Linked DNA regions of Homo sapiens: region 1 is linked to region 2. A link is a loop called in an ENCODE intact Hi-C map of the cell type or tissue named here. Cell type or tissue: ascending aorta. All regions are shown on one strand. Each heading gives the region's core, and the rest is flanking DNA. Links, peaks and the distances in the headings are about the cores only.

The links. Peaks named below come from ENCODE experiments on the same cell type or tissue, not always from the same donor. Only the 100,000 strongest peaks of a DNase experiment are listed, where the experiment ranks them.
Region 1: a loop joins it to region 2, with 4 times the contacts of the local background. A loop is called at or near these places in 2 of 110 quality-filtered maps.

Annotation. Positions count from the first base shown.
Region 1 is chr12:115,655,173-115,660,553 of GRCh38, forward strand. All of the region lies in intron 1 of LOC105370003 (a long non-coding RNA gene), which reads right to left. Among named protein-coding and RNA genes, the nearest start is that of LINC02463, 230 kb to the right of the region's middle. In ascending aorta, for the core only: no CTCF peak of the experiment used is centred there; a DNase peak (open chromatin) is centred at 2,139; H3K27ac peaks cover 3,969 bases.
Region 2 is chr12:115,707,476-115,712,856 of GRCh38, forward strand. The region is part of intron 1 of LOC105370003 (a long non-coding RNA gene); the gene reads right to left. Among named protein-coding and RNA genes, the nearest start is that of LINC02463, 180 kb to the right of the region's middle. RefSeq lists an enhancer at 2,729-3,023. In ascending aorta, for the core only: no CTCF peak of the experiment used is centred there; DNase peaks (open chromatin) are centred at 2,416 and 2,886; H3K4me3 peaks cover 921 bases; H3K27ac peaks cover 1,003 bases.

The DNA.
Region 1 (5,381 bases), core at 196-5,195, 52 kb before region 2:
AGATTTTGGATATTACCACCATGGCACATGTGTACCTATGTAACAAACCTGCACGTTCTGCACATGTATCCCAGAACCTAAAGTATAATTTAAAAAATTAGAAAAATAAATGGACTGCTATACACAATTGTAGTATTACTTACTGTCTACAAGTTTGTGTGCTGCCTTTTTCAGTTAACACTCTCATTGTGATTGCCTCTCAGAAAAAATGACTTAATTTTTTTCTTCAAATTACATAGTCAATGTTACTTTAGAAAATATGAGCAGTATTTCTAAGAATACTGAACAAAGTAAGTTACCCAAAACCTCCGCATCCTAAGATAGTTACCATTAGCATTTGGGGAATGGTTTTTCATGCATCTCTTTATGCGTTTTATGCTGCTTTTAAAAATCCAACCTCATGTTTGGATCAGCTGTAAATTGGTGGAATTTGGTCCCAGCTATGGCACTTGGATATGTGATTTAACCTTTCTGGGCCTTGGTACCTTCATCTATAAAAGAGTACATTCACTTTCTGGGGCTGCTATAAGAAATTGCCACAAACTGGGTGGCTTAAAACAACAGAAATCTGTTCTCTTTCAGTTCTGGAAGCCAAAAAAGTCCTAAATCAAGTTGAAAGTCGGGGCTTTTCCAGAGGAGGAGGCTCCAGAGGCTCTGAAGGAGGATCTGTTTTGCACCTCTCTCCTAGCTTCTGGTGACCGCTGGCAACCCCTAGAGTTCCTTAGCTTCTAGACACATCACTCCAGTCTCTGCCTCTGTCTTCGCATGGCCTTCACCTCCATGTCTGTGTCTTCTCTTCTTATAAAGACACTCATCATTGGATTTAGAGCTTGTTCAGATAATCCAGAATGATCTCATCTCAAGATCCCTAATTTAATTACATCTGCAAAGACTCTTTTAAAATAAGCAAACATTCACAGGTTCCGGGTGGATATATCTTTTTTGCAGGGGGTTGGGGGCACCATTTGACCTCCTGCAAATGGAGATAAGAATAGTTGCCTCCAATAGCTACTTTGACAAACAAGTTGGATGCGATAATGCATATGCAATTCCTGGCATATGATTAATGATCAATGAATGCTGTGTATTAATAATCTTATCTGAAGGAGGACATTGCTCCTTCAGCTCCTTTCTGGAGGAATAAAGTAAGATATAAATAAACAAACACAAATGAATAATTCTGAAGTTCAGATGGGTGCCAAAAATGTAATTTTCTTGGTTCTCTGTGAGCTTTCTCTAGTGTTTTAAAGTAGAGAGTTTTCATATATGTAGGCTCTAATTTTTTTCTATAAATTTCCTTTAGCTTTTCTCTTCATTCTGGCTTTTCTTCCTTCTGTCACAGCTCAGTGGGTTGGCCATTTTACCCAGAAAAAAAATAAAGCTTCAGAAAGTATAATAGATTCAATCAAATCAGTTAGATGAATTACATTTTACTTAGAATGAAAAACCTACCATTCATTTCAACATGTAGCTTTTCATGCTTTCATGACATTGAGGTTAAATAGAAATTCTTTACAGCTTCGTTATTTCAAAGCATAGGGTTGTTCTGATTTTTTTAAACCTGATAAATGAAAATCAAGACTTATGAAAGAGCAGAGAAAAAGAAAGCAACTGTTCACAAAAAGATTTGTCCTTGACCAAAAGATGCTCCTAGTGCATTTTTGATGACTTGGCCTACAAGAAGTGAGTAACAATAGAGTGAGAAAAGTAATTGAGAGGCCAGAGAAGCGGGTTTTATTCTGGGATATATTACTCTCTACCAGTGTAGCATGTTGGTAAAGTGACCTCTCTGTCCCTTTGTTTCCCTCTTATAGAATAAGGGAGGGTTGGAAGGGGTTACCACTGAGGTCTCTTTCAGCTCTGATCTTCTAGAGCTCATAAGTCAAATGTTAACATTGCTCAAATCAAAAAGTTAACTTGAATCCCTTCATCAGTGGCTAAGGGAGCATTAGAATTGAGTTCAGTAAGTTTTCTGCACTCAAAATATATAATGGCATTTGTTGACTTGGAAACTTCCAGGTCTTTTGATCTAAGAACAGGGCGTTCTGGAGTGAATGAGCAAGACAGGAAATCAACCACCTCACACATGAAGCTGAATAACAGTCTTGAGACAACACATTCAGACTTGTCCCGAGGCTCTGTGCCCACTTGTCCAGTGGCAGAACCCGAGGTGAAAGTCCACGAGGAAAATAGGAGGAAGGACATTCGTGGATAGAAGATCTGGCTTTCCACATGAAGGAGGAATAGCTCAGGCAAGGACTGGATTTTAAAATTCCTGGTCCCTCCCACCAAGTCTTATAACAGAATGGTGTTTGGTGAGCACTCAGCTGACTCACTGACTGCCAGTTGTTCAGGAGGGGTAAGGGAGCAGAGGGGAGGGTATCTCCTGGAGAGCACTGGCCACCAAAGGAAGCTCCATGAATTCAGGGGGCAGGAGAAAATGTGGAGAGGAGATGGTTCCATTGTGGATCTGCCTGCCTGGCCCCCACACCCTGTTACCCCACAATCAGCCACCGACTTCATTCATTCTGGGCCTTTGTTTCATCACAGTCATCATCTTCATCACCCTCTTCCTCCTCTTCTCCTCCTCTCCTCCTCTTCCCCTCCTCCTCATCCTCCTTCTTCTTCCTCCTCCCCTCCTCCTCCTTCTTCCTCGTCCTCCTTCTTCTTCCTCCTCCTCTTCCTTTTCTCCTCCTCTTCCTCCTCCTCTTCTTCTCCTTCTTCTTCTTCCTTCTCTTCTTCTTCCTCCTCCTCCATCTTCCCCCCTCCTCCTCATTACTATCATCATCATCACCATTTCTTCCAGTGTTTATTCTATATATTTCTGCCAATATGCTAAGTACTTAACAACTGTACATGTACTTTCTCTTAACCATCACAGCAATTTAAGGAGGTGATCACTACTCACTACTTGTCCTGGTCTGGTTTCCTCCCCCAGAACAGGTCTTGAGATAAGGATTTGTGTGTAAGTGGTTTATTTGGGGATAACCCCAGGAAGTCTTGGAGGGAATAAAAGGCAGGAGCGCAGATATAAAGGGTGCCTTGCTGAGCAGTTACCATGGTGGGTAACTGGGGCCTGGTCTTGCCATGGGCCCCTGAAGGGCTGTGAGAACACACCTCAGAGTTGGCCCAGGGAGGAAATGGGGTGGATAAATAAGGGGTATTTATTTACCACACCCCATTCCTCATTGGTTGACATTGCTTCTGGGGGCATCAACTCTCTGATACTTCTGACCATCCTGGGCTGAGCACATATCTGCAGTCAGACAGCCCTTAGACAGAGGACTAAATGTCAGTGTTTTGGCAACTGTCAATCTAAGCTGTAGTTGGCTTGAGAGGTTAGAGGGGGCACAGGGTTATAGGCAGGGCACCAAATAGCATCTATATGATTATTATTCCAATCTTAGAGGAGAAGAAATAAAAGCTTAGAGAGGTGAAGTAACTGATTTAGATCACAGAGCCCATAATGGTGGAGCTGGGATTGAACCTGGGTCTATGGATTCAAGAACCTGAGCTATTAATTCCAATGCTCCCCAGCCCCATCCATTAAAGGTGGGAATTAGTTCTAAACTGCCTTCCACCTACACCTCACCATCTCTGGTTCCAGCTAACAAGGTTTAGAGTTGAGGGAGAGGAGTTTTTACATTCATGTCTGTCACCCCTCTCTGCTGTCTCTAGGACAAGTTCAGTAGAGAGGTGGGAGGGGGTTCAAACATGAGGCTGGTGTCCCTGGCAATCATGAAACTTCCACCTTCCACATCAGCTGGCTGTTCATCCCTCTCCCACACCAATCAATGAGGCTTGAGGCTCTGAAAGTTTGGAGAAATCATTTAAACATTCTGACCCTCAGCTTCCTCATCTAGACTGTGGAAGAAATGATGAGTACCTACTTCATAAGGTTGTTGACAGAATTAAATGAGATAATGAATAATAAGAGCTTAGCATAGCATCTGGCATATAATAAGTGCTTGTTAGTTTATTATTTCTATCATGCATTATTAATTATTATAATTACCTGGGAATCTGATCTTCCACCTACAAATACTTTGTTTCTAAAATGAAAATCAGGACATTACCTGTGACAGAGTCTAACAACAAAAGGCAATAAGGAAAATAAGACAAATTCACACTTAATTTCCCTTGATGGTCTACCATACCGGGGAAGCTACAAGCTGACCTGTATATGCGTCTTTATGGAAGGGGAGAAGGATGTGTGTGGAAGCCTACAGCCATCTGGCCAGGCCCCTCTGTTGCCTGATGTCAACGTTTGACTTGTTATGGCCCTGTGATGGCCCTGCTTTTCTCCTTGCCCCCATAAATTCTGTTCTCAAGGCAGCAGCCACCAGAGTAGTCCTGTTAAAACATTAAGGCAGATCCTATCACACTTCTGTTCAAAATAAAACAATGGTTTCCTTTCCTCCCAGAGAACAGCTAAGCCTTGACGACGGCCACAAAAGCCTCCATGCTGCAGAGTCTGAACACTTCCTTTATCTCCTGCCTCCCCTCTGGGCCCTGTCTCCAGCTCCCCCCACTCCATACTGATTCCCTTGGTTGTTTTGACAGCCCAGTGCATACCCAGGGTATTTCCACTGGCTGTTGTCTCCTTCTGGGATCTTCTTCCTCCATAACCAAATGGCTTACTTCGTTGCCTCCTTCAAGTCTTTGTCAGATGTCACCTTCTCAATAAGGACTTCCCCAACCACACCATTTAAATTACAACAATCTCCCATCCCCATCGCACCAGTGAGACTCAACTCCCCTTCACCTACTCTATATATGTATTGACCATCAACAGACTATCATTTACCTATTTAGTATTAAATAGTTCACAGTTTACAGTCTTGTCTCTGTCCCTATAGAACTGTTCTCCCTTTAGAACAGTTATTCTTGCTCCCTATAGAATGGCATCTGCAGACATATCTTGGGGGCAAAAAGAGTAATTTTTTGCTCTACTGGAATCTAGTAGGTAGAGGCCAGTGACACTGCTACACATCCCACAATGCACAGGACAGCCCCCACGACAAAAAATTCTCCAGCCCAAAATGTCAGTAGTGCTGAGGTTGAGGAATTGTGCTATAGAATGAAACTTCCCAAGGACAGGGCTTTTTGGTTGATTTTCTACATTTTGCTATATTTCAGCATCTAGAACAGGACCTGGAACATAGTAATCACTCAATAAATATTTGGGGGATGAATCATCCTTAGAAACGGTCCCCAGAGGGAAGACTTTCAGAGTCTGGAGATCTCAAAAACATGCAAAATTCCTTTTAAAATCAGCAGCAGAACAAATACACGGACACGGATCGGACAGTGGGAAAGACCCAGTTCCTTGTTTGTAAAGGAATCGTTTCCACCGGAAAGAAAGAAAGATGTCCTCCAAC
Region 2 (5,381 bases), core at 59-5,058:
AGACTGTACTGGGTAACACTGTCATTGGCAAGCATGAGGAGGAACAGTATTTGCACGCACCGCAGGTGGTCTTATGAATTGGTACAACTTTTGTGGATGACATTTGGTCACTATGCAACAAAAACCTTTTAAAAATAGCACAAACATTTGGATTCGGGAAATGTCCCGTGCCAGAATACAAAGTTCAATGGTTCCTAAGAGAAAGCAAGTTTGCTTGGTCCCCGCAAAAAGGACATTTGGCAATATCTGGAGACACTGAAGGGGGTGCTACTGGCATCCAGTAAGTAGAGGCCAGGGATGCTGCTGAGTATCCTACAAAACGCAGGACAGTGCCCACAACCAAGAACCATCTGGCTCAAAATGTCAAGAGGGCCACAGTTGAGAAATCCTGGTAGAGATAAAGAACATTCCTCACCCCAGTATTGTTTCCAGAGATGTAAAATAAAATTACAAAAATTGAACCAAAATACCTTAGTGCAAAATAAGAAGGAATGCATTAAATAATGTGCATCACACACGAAAAAGATTCAATGCAGTTGTGAAAAAATGAGCAGTTCTGTGGCCAAGAGCCCAAGCTCTGGAGACAGACTGCTGCCTGGGTTCAAGTCTCACGTCAACCACTAAGTACATGAATGACTGGACAAGTCTCTTTACCTTTCTAAGTCTCAGTTTACTCATCTGAGAAATGAATATGGAAGCCCTGGCTCTCTCACAGGGTTGTTGGGAGACTCTAAACATCACATGGGTGAATCTGGCACATAGTAGGTTCAGTTCATTCCTGGCCTCTACATGCATTTGGGTTTGCAACCCCAGAAAATAACAGAAAACAGCCATTTCTACTGAGAGGAGCCGGAAGCCAGCTGAGCATGATGACTTCAGACTCTGCCATTGACACTGAACTATAGTTATGTGGCGAGAGCATGAGACGGAGGCTTGATTTCACATTTTCTTAGAGGTGCCCTGTGCTGAGTATCTGACATACATTATCTCATTTCCACCTCACGACAACCCTATGAGACAGATGTAAGCATCATCCCTACTTTACATGTGGAGAAACTGAGGCTCAGAGAGGTAGGTAAGCTGTCCAAGGTCACTCACTGATAAGGAAGTGGTGCTGGTGAGATTCCACACCAGGTCTGTCCGATGCTGAAGCGCAGGTCCTCAGCCCTACATTGGATGACATTCCTAAAAGGCTTATTGAACACAGGTTTAAACAGGCTCTCTATAGAAGAGTTTACCAAGTCACATCTGGATAGAGTGACTGATTCATTCCAAGACCTTTAGTCTTGAAAGTCTTTCATCCTGGGAAACCCGTCAGTCCTAGGTACACCAGGATGATGGTTAACTTTCCTTGGGGTCAAGATGATGGTTCCAGCTCTGATTCCCTCAATGCACCTAGGCCTGGTGAGGGAGAGTTTATGAGTATGAACGTGCAGCTTTTCTAGGACTTAGAAACTTCTCTGACATGGAGAAAATGAGGCAACAGAGAGAGAGGCAGAAGCGCTGGCCAAAGTGTCAAAAACTCTGGCTCTGCTACAAATTCACTGCTTAAACCTGGAATCCAGCCATGTGCTTCTCTTATCCACTAAAAATAAATGGGATGGGGTTAACTTTCTCTGAAAGTCTTTCATCTGTCATGCCAATATCTAGCCTTCCACTTATCCATCCATAATATAGTATTGTGGTTGGCTGCCCAGATTTGAATACCTGCTCTGACTTTCTAGCTGTGTAACCTTAGGTAAGTTATTCACCTCTTTGAGCTTCAGTCCCCTCATCTTTAAAGTAGAGATAAAAATGGGAATCCACTTCACAGTACACGGAAGCTATTTATAATGGGGCTTTGGCATTTGGAAAATGTTCTGTAAATATCGGTTGATATTATATCAATGCTCTTTGTAAACCAATTTGTTTCACTTAGTAAATATTAACTGAATACAGTAGATGTGACACCAGAGACAGAATGAACAAAATCCTCACAGCCCTTGCCTCTTTCACATGAAAAAGCCCAATTTCAAAATCCAGATGAATTAACGACCAACTCCTTCCCTTCTGAAGTTGAGATTAAAGAGAGTGAGAGAGGCAAAGAAAGAGGGAGAGGCCGAGCTCTCCCTAGTGCATGAGCCAAAACATACATCCTGCTCTGCATGGCCAGCCATAAATCCATTGCTCGGTGAGGGTTCTTCCCAGCTAGCATGGCGACCGTTCGGAATATGCAGTATTCCTCCACAACTGGCTGTAATTACCAGCCAGATAATTACCCAGCCAACCCACTTCCCTTGCATATCTCTCAGCAAGCAGGGAACAGCACAAGAAAAAAAAGAAAGAAAAAAAAAAAACCTTCCTCTGTTCTTGTGAGCCTCCGAGCCTCCTAGCTAGGCCAACTTCAGGAGGTCGCTGCCAAAAGCACTCCCTCGGGAATACACTGGGTTGCCGAGCTGAGCGTGCCAATGCCTTAAATTGTTTTATGTTTTTTGTCTCTATGAATTAGAAACCATTAAGAGAAGGCCACCCAAGGAAACCAAGCACAAAATATATTTGGTTACAGATGGATGGGAGAGGTTTGTTCTTGCTTTTTTTTTTTTGCCTTTTTCTTCCCCTGAAGAGAGCAAGTACAATTTTTTTTTCTTTTTTGCATGGCTGATACTTTTGGAGCCAGGATCTTGGAGCCCAAAGAGTGTAAAGAGCACATCCTCCTGGGTGTGGAGGAGATGTTTCTTCTATAAACATCCTTGCCAAAGCAGCTGGGCTTGGCCCCGGATACTCCTCTCATATACATAGTCAAGGCAACCTTGGGAAGCATGAAAATCCTGGTGAATCAGCTGCAAATACTGGCAAGGGAAAGATACACTGCTGAGGCGGTAGCTGCATCTGTATGAGCTTCTGCTCAGATCCCCAACCAGCACCACCCCCATGTGACCAATGACTCACCACCATTCCAATTCCCAGTTAAGCAAGTAGATTCTGGAGTAAGTAACCTGAGTGCAAAATCCTGCATCTTCCTCTTACCATGTGAGCAAGTTATGCAACCTCTCTGTGCCTCAGTTTTCTCATCTGTAAAATGGGGAGAATAAGGGTACTACCTCATGCGGTTGATGTCAGGATTAAATGAGGTGATGTTTAGCGAAGTACATAGCACCTGTATGTGACCAATAAGTGTTACCTACTATTAAAAGTTACTTAACTCCCCTGTTAAATGAGCTATAGCTCAGTTTGCATAGCATTAAAATGGGGATTCTTTGGGGGTTTCTTGTAAGGATTAATTTGATGACATTTTATAGATCTGATCCCAATTCCAAAATAAATATTTTGGGCCCAGAACTGTACTGAATAGTCTATGTACATTATCTTATTAGATCCTTATATTAATTTGGAAAACTCAGCATTATTTGTCTATTGAGAAAATTAAGCCTCAGATAAGTCATGAGTTTGAAATTTCTCTCATGCCAAATTTGTCAGATTAGAAAGATTAGATGTCTGATTGCACCTACAAAGACAGATGACGTAAAGTAAGGTTGGATGTAAGTAAGTCTCCCCCTAGGATGGGAGTGTACAAATGCTTATTAGGGATCATTCTTGCTTTTCTTTCCTTCCATATTCTCTGAACAAACCTTGTGTCTAATTTGGCTTCCTTGTCTCAGGATTGGGAAAGCCAAAATAGCAGACTTAAGTTTGTGATAAGAAAGAATAATTATGCACCATCAATTACCCAATTAGAGTCTGGTTGCTACCTCAGTCTTATGGAAATGTGGTGGAGATGTTATCACTTGCCCAGATTCTCATCAACTTGTTTACACTGATCAAATCAAGTTTCTGGGGTATATTAACCCCACAAACGAACTTCGGCCACCATCATTATCGCCACCATCACCATGAGATCTCTACCATTATCACCAACACCAATTCCACCATTACTATGATCTCCACCACCATTACTCCACACCACTTTCCACCATCACCATAACCATCGCCACAATCACTATCACCCCACCACCACTACTTTACTAATTCTACCACCATCAGAATCACCATCTCCTCCACAACCTCCACCTCCCTCACCAACATCATCATCACCATCTCTACCCACCACCACCATAGTATCTCCACCATCACCACCATCCCCACTACACTATGACCATCACCATCACCACCACAACCATCATCTCTACCACCATATCACCCCAGGAGTCCTTAGCTGAACAAAATCTAAATTTTGGAGACAAGAAAGAGTTTAATTTAGAAGTTGGGCAATTGGGTGCATTAGCAAGAGTACATCACACTCAGTGTGTGACCCCATACATCTTCCCCTGAAGTAGTGAGCTTTTCTTCCAATCCACAGCTCCCTTTGCATTATCTGAGCTTGAGCTTCAGCCAAACCAGATGTCAGTTAAAGACAATAGATAACAGATGCTACCCAGAAAGATGTCTACAGGAAGAACATGTGTCTTAGAGTGAAACATGGATTTGAACCTAGCTCTACCACTTACCATCTCAACACCCACAAGCAAGAGCCTAAACTCCTCTAACACTCAGTTTCCTCATCTGTAAAATATGGAAAATAATTCCTGCCTTAGCAGATTTGAGTTGCAATTACATGAGTACCATGGCCAAACACCATGTTTAGCATATATTAGACTCTCAATAAATACTTAATCATATTATTAAACCAAGATGTCTAAAGAGCCTTATTCTCTACACACTCCCACTGAATACAGTTTTATTAGAAGCAAAATAGCAGCTCACTATCCTGGAGCCAACAAGAAAGAAGTTAATTCTGGAGAAATTAAAACATTTGAAACATTTAAAATGAAGGTCTCTTGTTTTTATTGTAAAAGAAACATGCTGTAAATTACAACACAGTCAGATGTACAAAGGAGATGCACCTTATTAGAAATGCAATCTCCCAAGAAGGGGTCATTTGGTGTGATGGAGAACACACAAACTCACAGTGTAATTCATTTGAGTTGACAAGCCCAAACTGGTACAGGTTGAGTATTCCGTATCTGAAATGCTTGGAACCAGAAGCATTTTGGATTTTGAAATTTTCTTTAGATTTTGGAATATTTGTACTATGCTTACCAGTTCAGCATCCCTAATTTGAAAATCCAAAACCCAAAATGCTCCAATGAGAATGTCCTTGGAGCGTAACGTGGGTGCTCAAAAAGTTTCAGATTTTGGAGCATTCTGGGTTTTGGATTTTCGAATTAGGGATGCTCAACCTGTATGAGTAAAAAGCTCTCTTCTATCCTCAGTCTTGCTTCTTGTTTTATTTCTCTTAGATTTTTTTTCCTCTCTGTGTCAAAAAAGAAAAGCTCATGGCTTCATCAAGGAAGTGAAATTCTCATTTTCCTAGACAGTTCTTACAGAGCACGGAGTTTATTGCC